Regions from separate parts of the Homo sapiens genome. Here region 1 is linked to region 2. A link is an interaction called in ENCODE POLR2A ChIA-PET data of the cell type or tissue named here. Cell type or tissue: GM12878. All regions are shown on one strand. Links, peaks and the distances in the headings refer to the core of each region. The heading gives the core; the rest is flanking DNA. Region 1 holds the start of GRPR (gastrin releasing peptide receptor). Region 2 has its middle 130 kb from the start of GRPR.

Evidence for each region. ChIA-PET counts read pairs that join two places held together with the same protein. Peaks named below come from ENCODE experiments on the same cell type or tissue, not always from the same donor. Only the 100,000 strongest peaks of a DNase experiment are listed, where the experiment ranks them.
Region 1: POLR2A ChIA-PET joins it to region 2 with 8 read pairs; 2 of 35 experiments call an interaction of 5 or more read pairs at or near these places.

Annotation. Positions count from the first base shown.
Region 1 is chrX:16,112,318-16,124,350 of GRCh38, reverse strand. GRPR (gastrin releasing peptide receptor) reads right to left here and starts at 786. Exons shown (of 3, transcript NM_005314.3): 1 at 1-786. The coding sequence starts at 397. RefSeq lists enhancers at 791-1,085, 4,403-4,542. In GM12878, for the core only: no CTCF peak of the experiment used is centred there; no DNase peak of the experiment used is centred there.
Region 2 is chrX:15,983,430-15,995,462 of GRCh38, reverse strand. No RefSeq gene overlaps it. Among named protein-coding and RNA genes, the nearest start is that of GRPR, 130 kb to the left of the region's middle. In GM12878, for the core only: no CTCF peak of the experiment used is centred there; a DNase peak (open chromatin) is centred at 5,991.

The sequences.
Region 1 (12,033 bases), core at 5,855-8,354, 130 kb before region 2:
CCGTGAGTGTGAAGACAGACACCCCAACAGAGGTAAGCTGTATAAAGGGGATCAGTTTGCAGCCAATCCTGCCAAATAGCCATCTGTCAGCCAGGTACCTGCTGGCATCCACTGGAGCACACGTTATTAGGAGGAGCAGGTCTCCCAAAGCCAGACTGGAAATGAACAGGTTTGGAACGTTTCGCATGGACTTGACTGTACAGAAGATCTTGATCAAAGTGATGTTGCCAATGAGGCCTATCAGAATGATAACCCCATAAACTGCAGGGATGACATAGAGGATCCCCGGGTGGGACCAGTCATCGTTCACGGGGAGATCCGCACTGTGACTGGAGATGTTGCAGTGCATGAAATGGTCCACCTCCAAGTTCAGAAGGAAACAGTCATTTAGAGCCATCTCTAGATTTTTTTTCCCACCTAAAAGTTCCCTTAGATGCTATTTCTTAACTATTGATTTTGCAACCGAGTGAAGATGAAGATAAGATCTATGCCGGGCTCTTTGCCTTCTTTAATAAAAATACTCTGAGTACATATATACTAACTATGGTATTCAAAACTCTCTGTCACTATTTTGACACTGGTGCTGCTCTGGCTTTCACATGACCAGTGCAATACAACTCTAAATTCAATAAGTTAACAACAACAAAACTTAGCCACAAAAAGGCTTAGAATTAAACCCACTCTGCATCAGTTCTTTCTACCTCCATTCTAGTCTGAGTCTCCCTGGCTGCAGTTTACTAAGAACTTTTGGCCTGCTATTTTCCCACAGCGTCTTTCCTGATATTTAGAATCTGGAGGTTTAAAGTGGGTAGAAAAAAACTGCACTGAGAAATCCTCAAATCCTATAGGCAGGATGCTTTGCACGTCACGGGCTTCACCAGCAAACGGCAGCTCCGCTGAGCTGAGGCTCTGAAGAGGAACCAGTGTTACTTATAGACAGAGAATGCCAGCCCCCTGCTGGACACTTCAATCACTGCCCAGTTGCCTGCTTTCTCCAGATGAGAAGCAACCAGCCGACTGCAGTTCCTACCTAGCTTAACAGATACCTTTGGCTTCTCATGTAAGCACATAGCACCTAGGGTAGGTATTTAATAAATGTTGCTAGCATTCTGCAAAGGCACTGAAAATCTTTCTGATACTATCCCCATGAATCCAGATGGGGATTTACATCCCATTTTCTCATTTTTTCTAATTCATTAGAATGACATGTCAATATTGCTATCAAATGAGGTCTGTCTTTGAATTAAACGCACACTGATGCACAGGGTGTCCATGTGTGAGTTATCCCACTCAGTCTTCCCACTGCCTCTTTGAACAGGGACTGATCCTCAGAAACACATGCACAGACTCACACCTTAAACCTTCAGCAACTGACATCTGGAAAAGCCAGAAGCACAATGCACACATGTTCTTTCCTGTAGATTTGCCAAGCCATTCCTATTCTGTTTACCAGGGAGAAATTAAATTGGGAACCAGCTGTATTCTTAACTCTCAATGATCAATAGTCTTTTCCAGAAAAATGGGTCTTTTCTCATCTGATCTAAAAATTTTATGAATCGGCATTTTGATGCAGCTATTTGCATTTTTAATTGAATGTTTGCCATGTTTTATAGCAAATATCCTCTTTATAGCCCTGTGTGGAAAATAAAGAACTATAAAAGCGTGATAGATACAATACTGAGGAATTGAGTGGGTGGTAAAAGAAGTAAGTTATCGTTGAAGGAGTGCTAGAAAAAGCTTAATTGAGGAAGTGCTATTAGAATCAGGCTTAGACCTTTAGCCAACAACTTCTAAATACATTATTAGAGTGCATCTTTATGACGTATGTGAAGCCAGCTCCTCCAGGTACATGACGTGAAGCCAGTCACTAACAGGTGAAGTCTCATTTTTCAGAACCCATAAGGAATAACAAAACTTGCACTTACCATGCCAGGGCCCACAAAGAAAGCCCCCAACTGTGTTGTTATGGACATTTCCAGTGGCAGGTTCCAACACTGAGGCTGCTGCCATGCTTTCTATGTAAATATGAAAGGCTCAGCGCCCCTCTCTGCCAGCAGGAGGGAGACTGATGCTGCATGGCTAGAGGTGGAAGAGCTTCTCGGCAGAGATCAGTAGCACCAGTAACCAGCCAATAGCCATGAGCCCAGTGGTGTTGATTAGTTGCCAGCAATATAGCTTAATGATACAGTACACAGGCTCTGCTTCAATCCTGGCTCCCTCATTTATAATTATGGCAAGTTACTTAGTGTCTTAAGCTTCAGGTTCCTCATCTGCAGGGTGAGGAGAACTTATGAAGTTAGATGAAATGATTCATGTTAAGATTGCATAGTATTTGGCACATAGTAAGTGCTCAATTAATATTAGCACTTATTATTATTATCATTATTAGATTGAGGGGGAAAGGCTTACTTTGGAAAAGCCCAATGAGTTCAGAAGAGTGATTGACCTCAGATCAATAGGCAAGCACTCATACGAGTGAATTAGCAACTCCTTTATTTACTTGAAAAAAATTTATCAAACATCTACCAGTTGCCAGGCACTGAGCAAGAGGCTGAGAAAAATAGCATGAAGATGTGTACTCTCACAGCTCTTTAGACCCCAACCCCTCTCTGGAGTGAAGCAACTACCTTTTCTCCAGAAAAGACGATATCTTTAAAGGTTAAGTGTTGACAAGGTCTTTTGAATGAAGAAAATCATATGTGCCTAGGATCAAGGCATAAAGGAAAGAGCATGACATTGAGCAGAGGGACATCTATAAATCCAGAGGGTCACCCAGATTGGAAGACAGGGGTGGAAAAAGAACAGCGTGAAATGCAGCTAGAAGCAGGTTTGGGTGAGATTGTGATGGATCTTGTATTCTTGCTAAGAAGTTTGGTCTAAAAGGCATATTTTTGGTTCACAAAGAGAACTTCTGGATGTTGTTTCCCTTTATTTCTTTAGACACCCCTGTGTGCTGAGTCAGCCTCACTACTTAAATCTAATTGGGTGGTTAGTGTTTCTTCCAATGTAAGTTAAGGGGATGCTGATAGATATTGATTTCTCATAGCTGGTGTTAGCATTATGTGTTCCACAGCACTATAGATTCTTCTAATGGTATTTTAGGAGTAAAGGTGCGTTGAGGTTTGACATCTAATATTTTCGGGGATCAAGGATGCTTTAAAAAGCTAATTCGGGCCAGGTGCGGTGGCTCACGCATGTAATCCCAGCACTTTGGGAGGCCGAGGCGGGTGGATCATGAGGTCAGGAGATCGAGACCATCCTGGCTAACACAGTGAAACCCCGTCTGTACTAAAAATACAAAAAATTAACCAAGCGTGGTGATGGGCACCTGTAGTCCCAGCTACTTGGGAGGCTGAGGCAGGAGAATGGCGTGAACCCAGGAGGCAGAGCTTGCAGTGAGCCGAGATCGTGCCACTGCACTCCAGCCTGTGCGACAGAGCAAGACTCCCTCTCAAAAAAAAAAAAAAAAAAAAAAAAGCTAATTCCATAATTTCTATGTCATTTCAACTAATTAACTATAATGACTCTTTCCATCCCTACCATTATGTGTCACCTTCCGGCAGAGCCGGAACACCAAACACCAAACGTATTCAGACATTTGCTTAGCTTTTTATTTACTGGTGAACATGAGATGCCTCTGACATGTGAACATGACATGGAACAAATGTAATATAAAATCTCTGTCCCCAGGGAGTCCAATTTCTGAATAGAATTGGAGTATGACTCAGCATCTTTTCTTATGTGTTGGGACAGGGTTGTCACTTCTGTTTCTATTTCAGTCAATAGAGTCACCTTTTTCATCTTTCCAAAAGACTGGATTTTCTGTGGGGCTCTAACATGAGGTGGGCAACAGTGACTTGATAGAATTTAGGAGAACAGGTAGATTCAATGGGACCACAGAGTGTGGAGACAAAGCCTCTTCCCACTGGCTATGAGCAAGGTCAAAAGGGAAGCTTCTGGAGGGAAAGGCTGAATTTGGCTTCAGGCATATTGAGTTTGCTAGATGAACAAGGGAATGTAAGAAAGCCAATGGAAAATGAGAGGTGAAGTCTGAAAGCATAGAAGTAAATAATTAAGAGGACTGGTTGAGAACTAGAACCCTGAATGCCAAATAGTTTAAATGTACAGTAAAAGAATCACAGAGAATCAAGTGAAGTTAGGCTTTGAGAAGAAGATTATGTGGTAAAAGTCAGTGAAGACTAAGCGTGATTTCAATATTAGATTTGTGACAGCACCACGGAGAAGCTGCTCAAAAGACTGCAGCAACTCTTGCTTGAGAAGAATCAGAGATGTCAAATTTTAGTACTGCAGCAGGAACAAAAGAGGCAGATGACTCTATCCAGATCCTGTAATGCTGGGATCGTTTCAAGTTCCCTTTTCTTTTCTCAACATTCTGTGACTTTTTATGGGGCTTAAAAACTTAGAAGAAAGATGAGAGGAGTCTTCTGGAAGGAAAAAATGAATTGGGTTTCATTTTGAGTCACATGAAACTGCAGAAGTAAATGTAGATGCCAAGAGAAAGCCTAAAGAGGAAGACGAAATTCTCAGACACATCTGAGGCTAGGAGAACACCTGGTGTGGTGGTTAAAATATATTCGCCAGTTCTCAGTACTCTTTGCTTCAAGAGATGTAGATTAATTTAACCCCCACCTCCACCCCTTAAGTGTGAGCTTTACTTAGTGACTTGCTTCTAACAAATAGAATGACACAGCAGGAATAGTGTGTAACTTCCAAGACTAGATGATAAGGGACATTGCAGCTTCCTCTTTGCACTCTCTCCTTGGATCACTTGCTCTGAAGGAAATCAGCAGCCATGTCATGAGGATACTCAAGTGACCTTATGGACAGATCCACATGGGGAGGAACTGAAACCTCCTGTCCAGAGCTATGTGAGTCAGTCATTTTGGAAATGGATCATCCATCCCCAGTCAAGCCTTCACATAACTGCAGCCCCAGCTGACTCTCTGACTGCAGCTTCATGAAAGACCCTGAGCCAGAATCACCCAGCCAAGCCACTGTTAAATTCCTGATCCACAGAGACCATGAGTTAATAAATGTTTGTTGTTTTAACCCATTGTTTTATGGTAATTTGTTATGCACCCACAGGTAACACCTGGTAAGTAGAATGGATGGAGAAGAGGAAGAAAAGAAAACCACCCCAAAGACAAAAGAAAACAGAAGAGGAAGACCAGAAAAGGCAAGTGCTATAAACCTGAGTTAAACCTGGAGTGGTCATACAGGGTGTGAGGGAAGGAAAGTATGGTCAAATCTAGAAAGGTTGTGCACACTGAAATTCATTTGTCATTCTGCAACACCAAAGTTTCTTATCTGGATCAAAATATGTATTTTTAAAATATTGTAAATGAACTGAACTTTCTTGCTCAGCCACCATATACCTGGAAATTAGACCGTTTATATTTCATTTCTGCATCTGCTCAGTGAACTTGGACAAGTAAAATAAATTCAATGAACATTATTTGTTACTGAACTGTTCTGTGCTATGGATTCTCCATTCATAAAGTACAGGAACATTTTCCCCTTGCCTATGCCCCAGGACAACTTGATGCATTAGCACCACCAGGAGCATGGAAGGCAAATGAGAGTGGTACTGTTTCTCTACCCTCAGCCATCTGTTTCTAGCCTTTTCTTCCTCTCCCCTGAGAGGGTTCGATCAGCACAGTCCTAGACTCCCTGAAATACATTCCTATATTATTTCCATCTCTAATAACAGATGTCTGAAAAGAAAACATGTTGCTGGCATGGATTCCTCTTTAAATGTTAGATTTTGAAATGTCTTTCAGTTTATGGAAAAGTCACAAAGACGGTACAAAGAGTTCCTGTATGCCCCTCACGTAGCTTCCTCTATTATTAAAATGTTACAAAATGAAGAAATTAGCATTGATATAACACTATTATCTAAACTACATATTTTATTCAAACTTCACCAGTCTTTCCATTACTGTCATTTTCTGTTCCAGGGTCCAATCCAAGATACTATATTGCATGTAATCAACATGATTCCTTAGCTCCTCCTAGCTGCGACAGTTTCTCAGACTTTCCTGTTTTTCCTGACCTTGATATTTTTGAAGAATATTGGTCAGGTATTTTGTAGAATGTCCCTTCATTGGGGTTTGCCTGGTATATTTTCATGACTTGACTAGGGATATAAATTTGGGGGAGAAAAACCATAAGAGGTAAGGCACCCTTCTCATCACTTCCTATCAGGGAGTATGTATTAGTTGCTACTGTAACAAATTACCCCAAGCTTAGTGGCTTAAAACAAGAAAAATGTATTCTCTTACAACTCTGGAGACCAGAAGTCAGAAATGAGCCTTACAGGGCTAAATTCAGAGTGTTGGCAGGGCAGGCTCCTTCTGGAGGTCCTATGGAGAATTGTTCCTTGCTTCTTCCAGCTGCTGGTGGTTCCCAGTATTCTTTGGCTTGTGGCCACATCACTCCAATCTCTGCTTCTGTTGTCAAATTGCCTTTTCTTCTGCAGTCAAATCTCCCACTGCCTCCCACTTATAAGAGCCCTTGTGGTATAATGGGCCCATCTGGATAATCAGGACAATCTTCCCATCTCTAGATCCTTAATTTAATTTTGTCTGCAATGTCCCTTTTGCCATATAAGGGAACATATTCACAGGTTCTGGGGATTAGGGGGTGGATATCTTTGGGAGCCATTATTTAGCATACTACAGGGTACACGATTATCCATATGATTTATCGGTGGTGAGGTTAACCTGAGGTTATCAGTGGTGAGGTTGATTAAGGTGGTATCTGCTAGGATTTCTCCACTGTAAAGTTGTATTTGGGGTGATAGATTTTTTTTCATTGCTAAAAGTATGATTTTACTCACAGCTAAATAAGTAATAATGTTGACATTTTGTAGCCATTTGACACCATTCTTTTTTTTTTTTTTTTTTTTTTTTTTTTTGAGACAAAGTCTCACTCTGTTGCCAGGCTGGAGTGCAGTGGCACGATCTCGGCTCACTGCAACCCAAGCGATTCCTCTGCCTCAGCCTCCCGAGTAGCTGGTACTACAGGTGTGTGCCAACAGGCCCAGCTAATTTTTTTTTTTTTTTTTTTTTTTTTTTGCATTTTAGTAGAGATGGAGTTTCACCATGTTGGCCAGGATGGTCTCGATCTCCTGACTTCGTGAGCCATCTGCCTCGGCCTCCCAAAGTGCAGGGATTACAGGCGTGAGCCACCACGCCCAGCCATTTATATTAAGTTCCTTTCCCAGCCAGCCCAAGCTCTAGGTCCCAGAAATACAAAAATTAGCAAACAATGGTTCCTGCCCTCAAGTAGCTAATTGCCTAACTAGGAAGAATGTTTTCAATGTATTGAAAGAAAGCTATTTTGTAACAGAAACCAGCATTGTTTTTAAACAATGGAACCTGCTCCAGCAGAATTTCACATACTGCAGAATTTAAGCTTCTGATTCCCCACCACAAGATATCAGAGGCTGAATTCTATTCAAACTGCTTATTAGCTGCCTGCCTTTGATGAAGTTACTTTTAAACTCTATGCTTCCATTTTTTTCATATATAAAATCTGGAACCTGCTTCAGCAAGGACCTTTGATTGTACAGTAGGTTTCTGGTCATATAAAAATGGAAACTAATGTTCTTAGAGTTTCCAAAGTATGATTGGACTTTCTGTGACTATTTTCCACTTTTATATGCTCTCTTGGATTCTCTTCTCAAAGGTGTTATCATCTCATGGGCAAACCAATAAAAATGCCATCAGGTTTCTCATGAGCAGTCTGGCTTTTATTTTTGTTTCCAGCCAGCTTTATGGGACAAAATGGCCGGGATGCACCCCCAGACTATGGGTGCTCATGCAACTAAAATGAATCCAAACCTCACATTTCACCTTTTGTCTTTGGTCGTAAAATAACACACCATGTTCTTCTCTAAGGAAGATGCTAGAAAACAGGCTTATCCGTAGATTTTTCTCCAAGCGCCACTATGGCACTTCAAACTCAGAGTGGTTCCATGGGAACTCTCACTCAATATAAAAACCCTGTTATTTTTACTGCTTGAAGGAGGCTCACCTTAAATTAACTCCAAGTCATGTCTGAAATATATATCCCATACCAAGTTCTTCAAGTCAAATACTCTTGAAATGGAACAGCTGAGAAATACACAGGGAATTTATCATTCACAAACTGCAGAATTTAAGCATCTGATTGCCCCACAACAAGGTATCCGAGGCTGAATTCTATTCAAATTGCTTATTAGCTGCCTGCCTTTGATGAAGTTACTTTTAAACTCTACTCTTCCATTTTTTCATATATATAAAAGGGATTTAAATGACACTAGGGTTCTCCTTCTTAGCTCACAGAGATTGTTGCAAGATTCAAATGAGATAACACATACGAAGGCATTTAAAAAGATGTAAGGTCCTAAACAATTTTAAGTGACTTTGTAGTAAATTATCACATTTTTTAGGTGTGATAACCATATTGTAGTTGTGTTTTTAAAAGTCCTTATCTTTTAAAGCACGGGTGAGCATGCTTTTTCTTAAGGGGCCAAATAGTAAATATTTTAGGCTTTGTGGACCACAGTGTGCCTGTCCCTGCTGGGAAAGCAGCCAATAGACAGTAGGTAAATGAATGGGTGTGACTTTGTTCTAATAAACTTTATTTGCAAAATAGGAGGTTAGCCCACAGGCCAGAGTTTGCTGATTCTGTTTCAGGAAAACTTGCTGAAATATTTATGGATAAAATGACATGATAGCCAGGATTTGCTTCAAAATCATATGGAAAGTAGAGAAGTGGGTAGGGACAAAAATGAAACAGGATTGGCCCTGAGTTGATACTTGCTGAAGACAGGTGAAAAGTATGTGGGTGCCCATGTTATGCATCTGTCTATTTTTGTATATATTTTAAATTCTGCACTATAAAAAGTTTTTACAACGTCTAATAAATGTAATTAATTATTAACATGGTTAATAATGCCAACAAAGTAACTATTCACATATCTTTGAGGTCTTGGCTGGGTGGTGCAAAGTGAAACTCTTCCCTGAAAGGGTGGTAGTATCATTCCAGCCATTCAGATATGCATTTCCTCTCCTCCACATCAATCAACCTGGAGGTCCAAGATTGAAGTGCCATGAAATGCACATGACTTAGAATGGAATTTGTTTCAGAGTAGCTAGTGGATTGTCAGTGCAGGAAAATGACTCTTCGACGCAGTAGGGAAGTAGACTGATTTGCTGTTTTTACTGACCACCCCAATCTTTCCTCATTCCTCCCCGTGGGCATATTAGTGTATTTTAAATTCTGCTAGTGTCCCACAGCAACCAAATATATATCCAGATAGATAATGAGTATTACAGGATCTGTGGAAAGGGGTGAGGACAGAGGATATAATAATAGAGCCAATATTGATTCCAGATGCTTTACGTGTGTTCTCTCATGGAATCCTTACAACCACCCTATGATATAGGACTATTTACATTCCTTTTACAGATGAGAAAATGAGGCATAGAAAGGGCAAGCACCTCGCCTGCAGTTACATGGTTAAGAAGCGTGTTTCTGTAATTGGGTGCGTAACCACTAGACCACATCATCTCTCAGGGGACAAGGGAGAGAACTAGAGGGATAGTTATGACTCAGAGTTCTCCTGGGAGGTGAAATGGACAAATAGGAAAATGAAGAAAAAAGTGCACTGAAACAAGTAGAAACTAGGGATAAAGAATTAGGGAGCTGAAAGACTGGTGGAAAAAAACCAATAAGGAGAATCCAGCAGCTGTGGTTTCTATTTCTTTCTCGGCAACGGTATCTTGTGTTTTTTGTTTTTGGGTTTTTTTTTTTTTTTCGCCTCTAGAGAAATAAACAGGATGCTCAGTTCCTGTCTCATGTCTATAGTCACATTTCTTTAATATCAAAATAATTTAAGATGTGGAATAGAGAAAAGCAGAAACTCACTAGTTCCTAATGATGACAGGTCCTCAACTGTACTTCCTCTTTCAATAAACAAGATAAAACATCCTCATGGAAACATGAAGCAAATTATGCAATGTTTTACTGAAAACACTGCTAGGCTTCAGGGTGACTCTTAGCAATAATGAAAATGCCCCCATTTCTGATCCCATGGCAAAGAGGCTTCTCACAGGATTAGAGCAAGGCTTGCTAAGTTGTATTTCATCTCCTTCTAGTGCACCCCACTCCCTGTCCTAACCCCACTTCTATATCCCTTCACCAGCAGTGAAGTGCCACCTTTCAAAATGAAGAGCTAATTTGCTATGTTGGAATTAGAGACTTCACTCTAGTCATCCAAAAGTGTTCATTCCTCTTCCTTCACTTGTAAACTCTCCTTCTGATGATTATGATTAATAATAGTCTTCCTCTTTGGGTTTTGTACCATGAGAAGAACTTACCAACACACATTTGATTTCCTTAATCAAAGGCCTAAAAGTGTGGAAATACTGCCTTTGAAAAGAGATTGACCAGACCCCCCAGGCTATAAGGCTGACTTAAGGGTGAAGCCTCATTATGTCCATAGCAAAGAAAGCCTGGTTGCCAAGCATACAAAAATTTTTTAAAAAATAGAAAGTTAATAACTCTGAGTAGGTTACAACAGGCTATGATGTTTATAGGTTTCTGAAGCATTTTGATTGAGATTCAGTGACTTCAACTGGTCGGGGAGGCAGAACTCAATAATTTTTTTTAACTTTCAATTAAATTGTTGAGGTAAAAACAATCAGAGCAGAAAAAGAATGAGGAGAGGCTTTTGTTACTAGGCAATCCAGAAGCAACATAAACTGTACTCTGGAAGAAAAATGCTTTTTACCCTTTCTCAGAAACTAGGACACACGAAAAGTAGTACCAAAGTTTTTCCTTAGATATAGCTACTGCCAAACCTAACATGGGCACATTCACCCCTTAAATTCTCACTCCAAAATCCAGGTTTATTCAAGAGTGTTTGTATGTGAGAACATGTATTTGTAGAAGGGTAGGAGTTAGAATTAGCATTTGCTGAGTATTCACTATGTGCCAGGCACTATTCTAAATGCTTTATAGCTCTTTAGATTTTGAACCCTATTAGGAAGGTACTATTATTAATCCCATTTTAAGAATGAGGAAACCAAGCTCCAGCGAGGTTTTATAATTCACCCAAGATGACACAATTAGTCAATGCTAAAGCCTGGTTTCAAACTCAGGCAATCTGGCACAGATTTCATGCTCTTAATACCATTCTAGTTCCATGCAATTTCTGAATAAGAATTTTTGCTATCTGAAATCAGATATTTTTAAAATTTCAAATAGATTCCCCCACCCCTTCATAGCTGAGAAAACTGAGATGCACAGAGGTTAAGAGACTGTCACAGTACAATATTTATTTTTATCTACATTCTTATTGCATTTTTGTCATCCCAGTTTCTACGACATGCAATATCTTTTAATCATATTATAGAGCTTCTGGAATGCAAAGACCTTGTCTTATTTATCTTCACATAAACCTAATTTTAATACTTCTCTTATAGAGTATGACAAATTGTGAAAATGTACACACATTCTGCATCACTGTATCCACACTTGCTTGAAATAAGACCTTGATGCTCTTCCCATTAAAATGTAGAGACTAACTCTCTATTTATTCTGGCCTTTATGACATTTTTTCCCCAGAAAAATGCACTAGAAATAGCCTTGTGCCAGCTATAACCTAGGTCTCAAGAATCCTAGCATGCTTAATTTTGCCACCACCTTGTGGTTGAACACAGGCTAGCCTGCTGGAGGATGAGAGGCCACATGAAGTAATAGCAAGCGATCACATCTGAGGTTATAAACACCAAACGTCCCTCAGCTATCCCAATCACTAACTATAGATGCATGAATGGGTCCAACTGAGACTCACTGAGAACCACCACCTAAGTCCAACCCAAATTTCTGACTCACAGAATTGAAAGCTAAATAAATCATTGTTGTGTCAAGCCACTAAAAAGAGAGAAAGAGACTGTTACAGTAAACTAATGTTGAGTGATGGTCGGAAACCAGGTCTCCTGATAGTTTACATATTTCTCT
Region 2 (12,033 bases), core at 4,839-7,338:
AGAGCACTAGTCCATTTATAAGGGCAGAGCCCTCATGACTTAATCACTTCCCCAAAGGCCCCACCTCTTAATATCACCACCCTGGGGTTTACGTTCCAACATATGAATTTTATAAAGACACCTGTATTCAAATTTTATAGCACACATTATATCTGGTTTTCTTTCCGATGTCTCCTTTCACAAGTATTCTTTTCCATATTTCAAAGGAAGTCATATTTCTCTGGATTCTCAAATCTTACTGTGCCTTGCCCCAGAGTATAAAAACTTCAAGGGTGCCAAACAAACAAACAAAAAAAATAGTTTTAAACTATCAGTGTTTCCAAAGCTCATTTATTCAAATGACCATAAACTCACAGTAGGACTTCTCTCTTTCCTGTCTTATGTGTATTTGTATTAAATGAGAAGCACAGAACTTTTGTTGGGGTGTACTATAATGAAAAGTATTCTAGCATGGGAAGGGATTATTGGGATTGATAACTAACAATTTTCACTCAGCAATTCCATCTCTTAGTTCTGTCAACTGTTGTAAAATAACATATTGCTCCTGAGAATAAGTCCCTTGAGACTGTTGTTGAACAAGGTTGTTGAACGATGTTGAATCACTATCTTATGATTCCATGTATTTACAAAAGATCCAAACTCAAAAAAAAACTCCTCATTTTTTAAATGAGGAAAGCTAAGGATATTAGTGAAAAGACACTTTCATCAAAGTTGTCTTTGGAAAACTTACACATATTAGTTTTCCTCTGTTGAAAATACTGTATGATTCCAGGTGCATAGTTCATTCTTTTCACAATATTTATTGAGTAGCTTCTATTTTCCAGGTACTGTTTTAGATTCTCAGATGCAATGGTGACTAAAATTAACAAACGTTCATACTGTCATAGAACTTACAGAGACAATAGATAAACAAAATGAGTAAACGGTATATAGTATATTACAGAGTCATATGTGTGTAGAGAACAAGATAAGAGGGAAGAAGGACAAGGAATGCAACGGAACATTGGGAATTTTAAATAAGGTGTTCAGGGATGGTTCCATTTAGAAGATAACATTTATGCAAAATTAGAAGGAGATGAGGGAGCAAGATTTGTAGATATTTGGGGAGAAAGTATATTAAGCAGAAGGGAAAGCCCATGCAAAGGCCCTGGGGCAAAGTATGCTTGGCCAGCTCAAGGAATGGCAAAAAGGCCAGTGTGGAGAAAAGTAAATGAGAGGAAAAGTGGAAGAACGAGAGGTGAGAGGTATAGTGCACTTCTAGACCATGTGGAACCTTATAGGCTACTGCAAGGATTTTAACTTTTACTCTGGGTGAGGATTTTTTGTAGTGACACAATTTGACTTATGTTAAAAGGCACACCAGCTACTGTATTTTGAGAATATACTACAAGAAGCCAGAGCAGAGACAAAAAGTCCAGTAAGGCAGTTACTGCAATAATGAGAAAAGAGAAAGAGACCATGGATGTTTGGTGCAAGATGATAGCCAAGGAGGTGATAAGAAAAGGTGAGATTCATGACATATTCTGAAGGTCAAGCCCATAGGATATGCTGATGTATTGGATGCATGGTGTGAGAGAGAATAGCCATATATCTTAGAAAAAATTAAATTCATGGTTAAAAACTTTTCCAGAAAGGAAACTCCAGACTTAGATAATTTCACTAGTAAACTCAATCAGATGTTTATGGAAAAAAATCACATGAATCTTATCAAACCCCCCATCTTCAGAAAATAAAGAATGAGAGACCACCACCCAATTTATTTTGTGTGGCCAGTATCACCTTAATTTTAAAACCTGATAAAGGCAGTCCAAGGAAGAATTTCACAGACTAACATCCTTCATGAATATAGATGCAAAAAAATTAACAAAATATAGCAAATTGAATTCAATAATATATAAAAAGGATAATACATGATGACCAAATAGAGTTTATCTTAGGAATGCAAGGTCGTTTAACATTTAAAGATCAATGAACGTAACCCACCATATAATCAGAATAAGGGAGAAAAACTATATGATAATTAGAATAAATGTAGAAAAAAATTCAACACTACTCATCATACAAACTGTTAGCAAACTAAGAAGAAAAGGGAACTTTTTGAATGTGATAAAAAAAATGTTTAAACCTACAGCTAACTTCATATTCAATGGTGAAAGTCTAAATGTTATCTCCTAGGACTATTAAAAGGCAAGGTTACCCCCTGTCATCATTTCTATTCATTATTGTGCAGGAGGTCCTAACCAGTTCAGTACAGCAAAATGAAGAATAAAAAGAAATAAAAGGCAAAAGGAATGAAAAAGAAAAAGTAAAATTATCTATATTTGCTGATGATATGGTTATTTACACGCAAAGGTCAAAAGAATCTACAAAACAAATGCTAGAAGTAATATGCGAATTTACTAAAGTTGCAGGATACAAAGTTAATATAAAAAAACAATTAGGATCACAAACAACTAGAAAATGAAATTTAAAAACTGATTCCATTTATAGCATCAAAAATCATGAAATAATTCAAACATGTAACATAATGTAATATATAATATGTATATAACATAACATATATACCTATAATATAATGTATAACATAATAAACATAACGAAATATTTCTAAGACCTCTACACTAAAAAGACAAAGCATTGCTAAGAGAAATTAAAGATCTAAATAAATGTAGAAATATACCATTTCATAGATTGAAAGACTCAATATTATTAAGATGGCAGTGCTCTCAGAAACTGATCTGTAGAAACAATGCAATTCCAATAAAAAACTCTCAGCAATTTTTGTAGAAATTGATCTATTAAGTCTAAAATTACATGGAAAATCAAGGGACATAGAATGGCCAAAACGATTTTCAAAAAAAGGAACAAAGTTAAGAACTTATACTACCTGGCTTTATGACTTAGTATAAAACACTACAGTTATCAAGACAGTGTGGTACTGGCTTAATAATTGAATCAATAGAACAGAATAAAGCCCAAAAAATGACCCCCAATTATAGTGTCTTAGTCCATTATATGTTGCTATAACAGAATGCCACAGACTGACTGATTTATAAACAACAGAAATTCATTTGGCTCATGATTCTGGAGACTGGCAAATCCAAGGTCAAGAGACCTGCATCTGGCAAGCGCCTTCAAGCTGCATCATCCCATAGCAGAAGGCAGCAGGGCAAGAGAGCACGTAAGGGAGAGGGAAGGGAGAGGGAAGGGAGAGGGAAGGGAGAGGGAAGGGAGAGGGACAAACTCATCTTTTTATCAGGAACTCACTTGCATGATAACTAACCCGCTCCCACAATAACATCATTAATCCATTCATGAGGGCATAGCCCTCATGACCTAATCACCTCTTAAAGGTCCCACCTTCCAACACTATTGCATTGGGGATTAAGTTTCCAATACATAAACTTTGGGGAACACATTCAAACCTTAGCATATAGTCATCTGATTTTTTTATAATGATGCCAAAGAATTCCAATAGGAAAAAAATAGTCTTTTCAATAAATGATAATGGAATAACTGGATATCCATATGGAAGGGGAAATTAAGAAGAACACCAGTCCCTACCACAGACCTTAAACAAAAACTAATTTGAGATAGATCCTAGATCTAAATGTAAAAGAAAGGCTAAAGCTTCAGAAAATATATATCTGACAAAGGACTGATCTCTAGAATATATAAAGAACATCTAAAATTTAATAATAAATATATATATATATATACACAAAGGTAAATATTTGCTTAGACACTTCACAGAAGAACACATACTAATGACCAAAAAGCATATGAAAAGTACTTGACATCATTAGTCATCAAGGAAATGGAAATTTAAAAACAATGAAATAATACATATCCACTGATATGGCTAAAATTAAAAAGACTGACAACACCAAATGTTGACAACAATTTGGGACAATCAGGATTCTCATATATTGTTGATGTGGCTGCAAAACTGTATAAGTCCTTTATCAAAAGATCTGGCAGTTTCTTATAAAACTAAATGTACACACACACTATGATCCAGCAATTCCTTCCAGGTATTGCTCAAGAGAAATGAAAATATATATCTACATAAAGACTTGTACACACATGTTCACAGCAGCTTTATTTTTAGTAGTTAAAACTTGAAATAGCCCAGGTGTCCATCAATAAAATAATGGACAAGTGAACTGTTTATTCATATAATGGAATACAGCTCATCAATAGAAGAATTGAGCTACTAATATACAGTACAACATCCATGAATTTCAAAAACATACTGAGTGAAAGAAGTCTCACATAAGAGTACATATTGTGTGATTGCATTCATATAAAGTTCTAGAATGAGCAAATCTCATCTATAGTGAAAAGTAATCAGAACACTGATTTCCTGTTGAAGGGAAGAGTGAGATGTGGGGACAGGGTTTGCCTGGGAAGGAACATGAATGAACTTTCTGGAGTGATGGCAATGTTCTGTATCTTGATGGGGATTTGTATTTGTCAAAACTCAGTGGATGTGTACTTAAGATCTGTGCATTTCATTGTATGTTAATTTTACATCAAAAGAAAAATCTTAGACAAATACTGAACTCTAATTGGTAATATGCATGCCAAAGTGTACAGAGGAAGTGTACAGATGTCTTCAATTTACTTTGAAATGCATTAAAAAATGAAATGGGCCAGGTGCAGTGGCTCATGATTGTAATCCCAGCATTTTGGGAGGCTGAGGCAGGAGGCTCGCTTGAGGCCAAGAGTTTGAGGCCAGCCTGTGCAACACAGTGAGACCCCGTCTGTTATCTTTAAAAAATAATAATAATAAAATGGGTTGATATAGGTGATAAAATAAGTATATTAAAGTACAAATGGTAGAATCTAGGTAGTGGTATACAAATATTCACAATAAAATTCAACTTTGCTGATGTTTGAACATTTTCATAATAAAGTAATTTTAAAAATTAAAAGTACATACATAGCATTATTGACATCCCTTCAAGACAACTAAAAGACTTTTTTTCCAAGTACGATACAATATTTGTATATTGATCTGAAGCTCAACATAAAATAATTAGGCAAGTCTGATTCATCAGGCACTCATTAATTCATTCAAACATTTAACAGTTATTTATTGAACATCTATTACCTGCCAGGCACTTGAAAGAAAGCAAAAATGCAGATGAGTCCACTCAATAAATAATTATCTATTTTCACCCATAGTAACTGACTTGGAAAGGAATGCTATGGGGCACCAACATATGATGAGAAAGTCTTTCATTCACAGTTATTTTTAATGTTTTTAATGCCATATTTTGCTCATTAAATAAGCTACTTTCAACATGGAAAGTCAATAATTTTAAATTAGAAATAATTACACAAATGCTGATGTCAACTTTAAATTGTTTCTTGAATATATTTTCAGCCTTGGAATCAGAGAAATTTAGACTTCAGAAAAGAGAGGGCCTCACAAACACACATGTGATTTTTAAAACGGTATTATGCTGACAGATCAAGAGAGCTCTAAATGTCATTTCCTCACAAGAAGCTATTATGAACCGTGCTTGAACAGGGCTGGAGGACCTAGCAACAGAAGGGAGAAAAGGTTTCCAAGCTGAAAAAGCTGCTTGTTTCAGAGCTAAATCTTAAATTGCCACGCCTCAAGGTCTTGACCAGGAAAATGATAGCCATCCAGTGCCTCAACCTAATAACAGGTCTTGTTTCCTTGAATGACATTGGGTTTATTAGATAGACATTTTTAAACATAGGATTTTTCCGTGTAATTCAAGTTACATCTTGAGGTGGAGCACAAACGCTGTATTTCTGTATATAAATATATTCTGGTCTATGAATCTATCGCTTCTCTCAGACACAAAAGCAAGGTTTTAAGATGGGAATCAGAAATAATCCCAGTTACATACTGTTCTAATTCACATTACACCACTAAATGTGACTCTGAGTAATTTAAATGTTAGAATGCATGGTTGAACAGCGAGACAGAGGCTGAGAATTTGCCAACCAGAAAATTCGAAACCGTGCCTGATGCTCACTCTCAAGCAGCACTGGATGCCTTGAAATGCACTTGGGCTTCATGACTCACTTCCCTTTCTTTTTCCCTGGGGATTATCCTACTTCCTGTTTTGTCCAAACTAGCCATCAAAGCTTCTATTATTTGAAAGCCTTGCTAAAACATCTTCTTTTCCTTCAAGGTCCTGGAATTTTACCATCATCTTCCCTTTAATCCCTCCTCTCTTTCCCAAGTATAAGGGTAGCTTTGAAGAGGGAAAAAGTCACAAAAAGGGCTATTTTGTAGATATAAATGGAACTGGGGAGAAACACTTGTCAGCATTTGCTTCAGAGGAGAGGAAGGCGTGGGGGGAGTAACATTTGTGAATTCTCTAAATTTGAACTTTGACTATTTTTGTCTCATAGGGACTGAAGCCACCTCCTTCTCTCCCTGATGCTTCTACAAAACACTACTCACTATCTACAGTAAGAGCCCTGAAATCAGCTTCTCTCTCACTCAGTTAAAAAGTTCACTATATAGAGAGTTCTGTGCCCCAATCACCACCGCCCCCAATGCAACACAGAGGAGAGAGAGAGAGAGAGAGAGAGAGAGATGTTTTTCCTATATTTGTCCCAAGGGCCTTACCACATCACTGGTTTAGCATGTGAGTAGAAACCATAAACTAAGGAGATGTTATTCCATGAGACAGAAGCAAAAATCAGGCTCAGAACTTACAAGCTCCACTTATCTTAATGTGGTTCTTAAATCTCTATCTGGCATGGTAGCTCACAAAATCTTGAGGCTGTGTCTCAAGTCATAGTACAACAGGACACAGGACAAATACCCTTTATCCCTACCAATTCCCACCCTACAATTCACATTCTAAAACTGACCCAGGCAACTGGTCCTTATTTTATCCACTGCTCTCATTTCTCCAGATGGCTCTCTTGAAATTCCCTTAACAGGGAGAAAGTGTTTCTCCTATTCAGTATTGCCTCAAAGCATTTGTGGACTAAATTCACTAACTTTCTCTTCAATCTTAATTCAGCTATTAAGCCAATCCAAACCTCTTTATATTATTGCTGGTCTTCGCTTACTCCACTGTTTCCTCCCAAACCATTCTTAGTGTCTTTCCAATGTTTACATATTATCTGATTTCTATTCTTTTTGTAGCACCTCAAAAGCCATAGTCAGAACTCACTTTGGAAATACATAGGTTTTTCTCAGCCACTGCTCAATGAAAAAAAAAAAAAGATTAAATTCTTCCTTCACTATTGGTTGAAAATTCAAGAGACAACATATGTTTTTACAAACAATACTTTCATCTCAATTGCTGCTTTAATAAGAATTCCTTTGGGGCTCGAGTGACCAAAACCCAGTTCAAATTTACTTAAACCCAAGAAGCAGTTTTTTGGCTTTTTTCATTGAAAAATCCAACAGTCATCTAGCAGAAACCCAGAAATGAATCTCTTTCCATTTCCTGGCTCTCTCTTCTTCTATGCTGGTTTTATTCTGTCTAGTAGCTCCCTCTCTCCTGCCCCAACAAATCATGACAAAAATGATCACCAACAGCTATGGAATCAAATCTTACCTGCTTAGCCCTACCGTGTGAAAAAGACATATTTCCAATAGCCCAGGAAAAGGCTCAAATAAAGTAATAGAGATCAGCAGGCAAGGGGTACCTGTGGTCCCCATGCCCTGGACAATAGTCTAACCCTCTGAATTTCCTCACTGGGCACCAGCAGAACAGCTGATCTTTAAGTCAGACCAGGGAGAGCACTGCAGCTAGAAGGGTAGCCATTTTAAAGACATCAGCTCTAATTTCCTGTGGATCCCAGTTTATCCCACCAGCCTGCTTTTAGGAAGGCACAAGAAGATCCTGCTGTTCCAGCAATGGGCAGATTCCAATTGAGGACTCTAGGGATGAACCCTCACACTGGTGAAACCGAAGGGACATTCGGTGCAAACAACTGTGACCTTCTGAAAACAATGCCCTCTCCTTTGTTCTCTAACCCAGAGGAGTGGGTAGCCATGAAGAATTCAAACAAAGTAAAAATGGCTGTGTGCAGGCCCCAGGGAACTTGCAGTTCTCCTAGGTTACACCATGCAAGCAGTCAGAGAGACAAGGGACCCACACAAGATCATCTGGAGTGAGGTTTGGTGATGGCAGAAACTATTTATTTAATTCAAATCTCTCTAAGTATATTAAATAGACCCTAGCAACTTTTATGGTTTAAGTTCTAAAGTCCTAAATCGATTTTTTTGTGATTTTCATTTAAACCTAGGATGTTGGTTTTAAAATAATTATCGCTGAAGTTTTATTAAAATAATGCAGCTGTAAGTAAGGAGCATTACTTTCAAGACCTCTATTTGAAATGAAATGAACACTTTCTAGATTTTAATGCATCATAACCCACCAATTTCATAAAATTGCATCCACTTTTCAAAGCTTATATTGCCCCATGGAAGCAGTGCTTCGAAAAAGGATGAAGTATTTGATTCTCTAATGTCTCCATTTAGCCAATTATAGGAGGGTTTTCATATATCACCCCCTTAAAAATATTATAAAAGCACTTTCTAGCATGGTTCTAGTGTGGATGGGAAATGTTAAAGACATTAATTTCATTGAACTGCAGGAAAATTTGAGATTAGAAGATAATAAGATAAAAAAAAGAAACATTTTCCTACTGCTTAACATGGGCTCAATCGTGTTGGAACAGCTAAAATTCTGACAAAAAAGGATAACTTCTGTTTTTAAGACAAGCTACCTATAAAGTGAAGGTAATTATTGTAGAGGTGGAAGACAGTATTCACTTCAAATAAGATACAGATACTAACCAAGTTTTATATATATTGAGATATTTGTATCAGAGAGACCATTAAAAACTCAATATTTCTAAAGAGTGAGAGTAGACAAACGTCTAAATTTCACCTATTTTCATTTTGAAGAGCTTCATACTTAATAAATCCAGAAAAGGTAGAGATTGATGAAAAGGTAAAATGTTGATGTCAACAAGAATTGTTAGTATGTAAGATGGAGAAGATGAAAATAAAGATAAGATTCTAAATTCTTTTATTTCCCAAAAATATTTCCTCTATCCTTCCTAAACACTGGTTTCATGTCTGTATCTAACAATGTGATAGCCAGTCTCTGAAATGATGCCCCAATAATCTCTGTCTCCTGGATCATGCCCTTTTTTACTCCCCTCGAACACTGAATAGGGCTGATGTGTCAGTCAACAAGATACTGCAGAAATGATGGAGTATGACATTGAAAGCTTGAGTCATAAAGACACGTGGCTTCTGTCTTCTCTCTCTTGGATCACTCACTCTGGGGAAATCCAGCTGTCATGACACTCAAGCCACAATTTGAGAAGCCCATGTGGCAAGGAACTGAGGCCTCTTGCCAACAGCCACATGAGTGAACCATCTTGTAAGTGAATCTTCTAGCCACAGTCAAACCCTCAGATGACTGTGGCCCCAACTGACATCTTGACTGAAATCTTATGAGAGACCCTGAGCCAGAACTACACAGATAAGATGCTCCTAAATTCTCAATCCACAGAAATTATGAGATAATAAATGTTTGTTGTTTTAAGTCACTAAGTTTTACAGTAATTTGTTACGCATAATAAAAAAGCAATACAGAGGATTTCAGTATAGTTTATGTCTACAAATGGCATAGAAATATTTAATTTAAATCAATTGATGAATTGTTAACTAGAATGCCTGTCTTTCTGTCCAGGCATCTTTGATGGTTGCCACATAGGACTCCAGCTTGTAAAATTCCTTTCAAGAATAGTTACAACCTCAAAAATAAAAATAAAAATTATTTGATAACCCTTCACAGAACATTCAAATTATTTTATTATCACAAATAGCACGTTAGTGAGAGGTTTTCTTATAGCTGGGCTAAGCATTCTTAGTTCTTGATGATAAAATTTAGGAGGTTCATTTTCTGTTTATGCAGGAAACACTATTTCCTGAAAATTGTCTGGAAAAGAACTTAGGGCACTTGCTGATAGTGGTGGCAGAATAGTCATTAAAGATCATATGGAACTGACAAAAATTTTCATTTTCTTTGATTATTGTGAATTCAATCAGAAGAAATTCAGTAAAACAGTTGAATCCAAGCAAAGACTTTCAAACCCCTAAATTAAGCATGGCTCTGTGGCAAATAAAGAAGAAATATAAAACAGAGTCTCAATGAATAGGTGGAACACAGGGAACTTTTAGGGCAGTGAAACTATTCTGTATGAATATATATTCTGACTACAATGGTAGATACTTGTCATATATTTGTCAAAGCTCACAGAACATACAACACAAAGAGTGGTACCTATTGTAAAATACAGACTTTGGGTGATGTGTAAAGGCTGGTTTATCTATTGTAAGAAATGTACCCCACTGGTGAGGATATTGATGGTGGAGGGCAATGGGAAGGGAGAGAAAGGGTACACGGCAACTCTGTAATTTCTGCTCAATTTTGCTGTGAACCTAAAACTGCTGTAAAAAATAGTCTATTAAGGGGTGGGGGTTACAGAAAAGTCTCTGCCATCCAGGAAACTTAATTATTTGTTCAACAAATAGTCACTTGGTTGTTCCTTTATTATCCTTTCACTTTCCACCTTTCTGTGTCTTTATGCTTTATATGTGTCTCTTATGAACAGCATATAGTTAAATTTTGTCTTTTTATCTAACCTAAGAGGCTCTGTCTTTAATGAGGACTGTTGAATCAGTCCTATCCAAATATATATTCCTATATTTATTGTCACTATAGGTATATGTGGAGTTCTTTTCCCTATTTTGAGTTTTTTATCTGCCTATCTTTGTCTTTGCTTCTTTTTTCCCTCTTTTTCTATTTTCCACTTACTTGAAAGATACACATCATATTTCTACTGTTTTGGTAAAGGATTTTCATATATCTACTTGACTTTACTATTTGGAGTACAATCACATGTTTAGACTCCTCCTGAACATTTCAAGGTACTTAGAACCCTTTAACCCCACATAGACCCATCCCCAATATTCCATGACAGGTCATATAATGTTTAATACCTCTTTATTTTGGACCCCATCTCCTCCTCCCAAATAGTCATTATTGCTCTTTTTATTGTAAGATTTTTTTAATGGTCATTGGTTATTGAAATTTGCCAAGCTGTTTACCAATTTCTTTGCTAAACGTGGCTTCTTAGATACTGATCCTTCTTTTTAGGTCTGATTTCCTTCTTATAAACATATATTCTTTAGTATTAAGGGTTTGTGAACAGTTCAAGGGTTTGTGAACTCTCAGACTTTATTGGGGAAAATCTTTATTTCACCTTTAGTCTTTATAGATAGTAGTGTTATTTTCATAAGGATTTTCCTGCCAGTCATTTGATTGCTCTTCCTTAATTGACACTATTTCTTTGATATTTAATTCTCCCTCATCCTTTTAATTTTCTCCTTCCTGAATTCACACTGGCATATGTTGAGCATTCTTATTCTTTCATTTTTTTAATCTATGTGAGCAGAATTCTGGGTAAGTATTCAAATCCGTATTTCAATTCCCTAATTATTTCTTTAATTATGTCTTAGTCCCAGCTACTTGGGATGCTGAGGCAGGAGAATAACTTGAAGTCAGGGGTTCGAAGCTGCAGTGCAGGGATGATCTTTCCTGTGAATAGCCACTGCAGTCCAGCCCAGGCAACATAGCAAGACTCTGCTGCTCCATCAAAAAAAAAAAAAAAACAAATCAAATAAAAATTAGCATGTTACCCCATTTGTGATTTGAAAACATAATACAAAGGTAAAATGACATTCTCTAGGTACCTGCAGTCAATTCAAAATTTTCACTATGACTCTTTAACCATTATTTTGCCATGTTGAAGTTTGTAAAAATAAACCCTTAACCTGCGTTTGTTTCTGAATCCCATGCTGTAATTTATAAAGTTTACAAAGTATAGAAGCTCCAGTGGGAAAATTCATGTAAATAAAATAGCTTGATATTTTTAACTGCTGTAATTTGGGAAATGTTATTCTTTAAAAAAAAAAAATCTTTCTCCCTTCAGAAAAATAAC